2 separate regions of the Homo sapiens genome follow, and region 2 is linked to region 1. A link is an interaction called in ENCODE POLR2A ChIA-PET data of the cell type or tissue named here. Cell type or tissue: PC-9. All regions are shown on one strand.

Region 1 (2,500 bases):
CGTGCACACATATGTTTATTGCAGCGCTATTTACAATAGCAAAAACATGGAACCAACCAAAATGCCCATCAATAATAGACTGGATAAAGAAAATGTTGTACATATACACCATGGAATACTATGCAGCCATAAAAAGGAATGAGATCATGCCCTTTGCAGGGACATGGACAAAGCTGGAAGCCATCATCCTCAGCAAATTAACACAGGAACAGAAAACCAAACACCACACATTCTCACTCATAAGTGGGAGTTGAACAATGAGAACACATGGACACAGGGAGGGGAACAACACATACCAGGGCCTGTGGGGGCTGGGGGGCAAGGGGAGGGAACTTAGACGATGGATGGGTCAATAGGCGCAGCAAACTATCATGGCACATGTATACCTACGTAACAAACCTGCACATTCTGCACATGTATCCCAGAACTTAAAGTAAAATAAAAAAAAATAATAAATATATAAATAAAAATAAATATTAATGTTATTCCATAGTATTGTTACCTCCAAAAGGCTTTGATTTTGTGAAGGGATTTTTTAAAGTAGAACTATTCATAATTTCATATACAGCAAGTCAATATATATCCACTGCATTGCCATATTCCCAATACTCACCAAGATAAATGCAAACCTCAAAGTTTACCATTTACTCATTATCATATTAGACATTCAGATGGTAATCCAAGTAGCAGTTTACTCAGATTAAACACACTAAGCAAGTCAAGATAAGAATATCAAGATTAAATTATTATTTAGAATTATTTTTAAAGGGCTTATTTTTTCCTATTAAACCATTCTAAAATTAACACATTTTCACTTTCCCCGAGCATCCAGACAATTCTCAGGCTATTAAGTTCTTTTTTCCTGAAGTATTTTTCTGTCCTGAGCTCAATCCTATGCCCTATTCTTAAGTCTGTAATGGTTTCCAGTCACCTATTAAACTACTTAGAAAATCTTTCATCTGACATTCAAAGTCAACCATGATCTTATTCAAAATGAATTTTTCTGCCTTAATCGCTCTCCCTGATATGTGTTCTACCCTATACCAACTATTCTCCAAAAACACTCATTGGCTGTCTTTACTCGTAGGATTCTCTGTCTGGCTTATACCAGCTTGTTTAGAAAAGCATGTATTCATTTCAGAACCATAAATTTCCATATACATAATTCTGTGAGAAAATCAGCTTGCTTTCCAGTTACACATTCATAAGCATTCATACGGTCTAATTACTACAAACCCTTTGTATGCTCTGCATATAAATCACCAATTAGCTTCCAGTTTAAAAAAGTTAGTCCCTTGTGATTTTATGTGAAAATGGGTGACTCACAGCGACCTGCCTGATTTTCATTCATAAGAAACAGTGGCATTGGTGTAGGAGAATGAAAACAGGGAAGGAATGTTGAAATTCTGAGAGGAAGAGGGCCACCCTCCGCTGTGTGAGGCAACTTACACTTCACACCCAGGGGAAGTTGACTCATTTCCTCCCCTCTCCTCAATTACCTCTGAAGCCTTCTCCTCTTTCTTCACCTCTCGCTGAAGCCGCCACTCTTGCCACTGATTCAGTGAATCACAGAGAGGTCACCCAACCAACCAGGAAAAAAATCTGGGTTAGAGTAGGAGACGAAGAAATATGTTCTCTTTTCTCAATTAGAGAAAAATAAAAGGAAACTCTCCAGTGGGAAGTTTCTACAATTATTAATAGAATTGATGGAACTATACAGTAATTTTTTAAAAAATCTTCTTATTCAGGTGTATGTACACGATGCACTGTATGGTGTACAAATCATAATATGCAACTCACTGAATTTTTACATATCTATGTAGGTATACATTTATCTATGTATGTGTGTTGTGTGTATGAAAACCATGTAATCCCACCACCATCAAAAGATACAACACATCCAACATCCAGAACACTCATGTTCCTTCCCTGTCAATATGCACCATCTGTCCTCACAGAGGTAATTGTTCTGCCTTCTCTAGCCATACATTTGTTTCCCCTGAAACAAATCTTGTTTCTTGACCTTCTCGTCATTGGACTGTAGCACCTACTTTTTTTGTGTCTGGCTTCTTTCCCTCAGTCTTATATTTGTGGAACTCATTCCTATTGTTGTATATAGCAGCAGTTTGTTCTTTTTTGTCACTATATGATTTTTCTATTCTCTGGGTTTTATGAAAAAAGCTGCTATTATGAATGAGATACCATAAACATTCTTGCATGTCTTCTGGTGGATTTACAAAAACTGTGCAATAACCTTTTACCTAATCTTTCTACTTCTGCTTCTCTGCTTCCACCTGGCTTTCGCACCACCATCCCAGGAATCTCCCTCAGTCGGCTGGAACCCCGGTCCTGCACAGAGCTCAACGGGTCCCTCACTGTCAGTGGAGCGCATTATGACTCCAAATGAGACTTTCAAGACCCTACATGACTTGGCCACATCCCACCTCTCCAGGCTTATATCTTGTCTAATTTCAACATTTATCACCCTCCACAGTCTCCA
Region 2 (2,500 bases), 89 kb after region 1:
ATTTATTTGTGCTGAGAACATTCAATCCTCTTTTCTAGCTATTTTGAAGTATACAATACATTATTATTGACTATAGCCAAGCTACTTTGCAATAGAATACTAGAATTTATTCCTCCTAGCTAACTGTAACTTTGTACCCATTGACTAACCTCCCCTCATCCACCTTCCCACTCTCCCAGCCGCTGGTAATCACTATTCTACTCTCTACTTCTATGAGGTCAACTTTTCTAGATTCCACATATGAGTGAGATCATGCAGTACTCTTCCTTCTGTGCTTGGCTTATTTAACTTAACATCCTCTAGGTTCGCCTATGTTGTCAAAAATACCAAGAGAAAACATGCACAAACTATACATCTAAGAAGGAATTAAAATCCAGAATACATAAGGAACTCAAACAACTTAATATCAAAAAAAAAAGAAAAAAAAAGACAACTCAAATAATCCAATTTAAAATGGGCACAAATCTGAATAGACATTTCTCAAAAGAAGACATGCAAATGGCCAACAGGTATACAGAAAAATGCTCAACATCACTAATCACCAGGAAAATGCAAATCACAACCACAATGAGATATCATCCCACCCAAGCTAAAATGGCTTTTATCAAAGAGACAAAAAATAACAGACACAGGCCAGGATTCGGGGAAAGAAGGACACTCGTACACTGGTGAGAACTGTAAATTAGTACAGCCACTATGAAAAACTGTATGGAGACTTCTCAAAAAAACAAAAATAGAACTACCATATTATTTAGCAATCCCACTGCTGAGCATATAACCAAAAGAAAGCAAATCAATATGTGGAAGAGATATCTGAACTTCAATGTTTATGGCAGCACTATTCACAATAGCCAAGATGTGCAATAAATGTAAATGTCCCTCATGATGAATAGATAAAGAAAATGTGGTATATACACACAATGGAGTACTATTTGACCATAAAAAGAAATTAAATCCTGTCATTTGCAGCAACATGGATGGAACTGGAGGTCATTATATTAAGTGAAATAAGACAGGCACAAAAAGACAAATATCGCATGTTCTCACCCATATGTGGTAGCTAGAAAAGTGGATCACATAGAGATAGACTGTAAATTGGTGGTTCTACAAGAGGCTGGGGAGGGTGAGGGTAAGGGGCAGATGAAGAAAAGTTGATTAATGGGTACAAATATACAGTTAGGTAGAAGAAATAGGATCTAGCATTTGACAGTACAGTAGGGTAACTATCAATAATTTACTGTATATACATTTGTTAAAAACCCTAAAAGACAAGAATTCAAGTGTTCCCAACATAAAGCAAAGATAAATGTTTGAGGAAATGGATATCTCAGTTATGCTCATTGGATCATTACACACTATATGCACACACAAAAACATCATATGTGCCCCCAAAATACAGACAACTATTGCATATCAATTTTTTAAATAATCAATAAATTTAAAAGGAAACTATAAAGATATTAGATAAATACATGAGTGAGTAACTTCACAGTCTGGGTGTGGAGAAACCTCTTCTAATGATGAGAAGACAATGCCATGCCATAGTCCTTGTAGATATCATTAGTCAGGTGCAGCAGCCCCTTAGGCTCCCAGCATACTTGCTGCAGTGGGCACTTCCTCACACTCACCTGCAGGTGATGGCTGGATTGATGGTGTTGTTCCCACATGCTTGGCAAGGGGCTTGGCACTGTGCTCAAATCCAAGGGCATGACCAAGTTACTCCTGGAATCACTTATTTGAATAGTGGTACTATTTAACAACTATTCCCTGCATCACTTCTCTATTAGTCAGGGTTCATTCAGAAGACAGAAAAGAGACCAGTCATTTGAACAGGGAAAATTTAATTTAAAGAATTATTAACTAGAAAGAGGAGAATAACCAGAGAGAATAAGAGAAATAAGAGAACATTAACAATACCATGGGGCTGAAAGTGCCCATATAAGGAACAACTTGCAAAAGGAGAGGCCCTCTCCTGAGATTCAGACTTCACTGGAAAGGGTACAGTCACAGCCCAAGGGATGGCAGAGAAGTCTGCTGTGTTATCCTGAGTCAGAGCTGGTCCACAGTGGTCCAACTGGTGGGCTCAAGTTGGAAAACAAGAGACTTCCCACAGGGGTTCCAGCAGACTGAGGCCAGCAAAGAAGGAAAACCATGGGGCAGGCCAGCTGAGCAGGAGGCTAGCTGGAGGGTGAGTGCCACAAGGTGCTCTGTGTGCACAGCAGTGTCCCTCCAGTGCCCTCTACTGACAAAGCTTGCCACTGTGCCAGTTGGCAAAGGAAGCACGTTCACAGGGTCCATCTCCAGCAGTATCACAGAGCAGGGCAGAGACAATGGATTTGGAGCAGGGAGGCACAAAACTGACAGGGGAAAAGGCTGATTCCTCCTAGACAACAAGAGCACAAAAATGAGCCTGGGACATTTTTTCATGATAGGATGAAAGCAAGCACGAAAGGACAAAATGGGGTTATATCCAAGGGACCAAAGAGCAGACTTGCAAGGG

The links. Peaks named below come from ENCODE experiments on the same cell type or tissue, not always from the same donor. Only the 100,000 strongest peaks of a DNase experiment are listed, where the experiment ranks them.
Region 2: POLR2A ChIA-PET joins it to region 1 with 7 read pairs; 2 of 35 experiments call an interaction of 5 or more read pairs at or near these places.

What each region holds. Positions count from the first base shown.
Region 1 is chr4:87,894,993-87,897,492 of GRCh38, forward strand. No RefSeq gene overlaps it. Among named protein-coding and RNA genes, the nearest start is that of MEPE, 63 kb to the left of the region's middle. In PC-9, no CTCF peak of the experiment used is centred here; a DNase peak (open chromatin) is centred at 1,429; H3K27ac peaks cover 1,997 bases.
Region 2 is chr4:87,983,559-87,986,058 of GRCh38, forward strand. No RefSeq gene overlaps it. Among named protein-coding and RNA genes, the nearest start is that of SPP1, 9.1 kb to the left of the region's middle. In PC-9, CTCF peaks have their summits at 2,243 (motif pointing left) and 2,442; no DNase peak of the experiment used is centred here.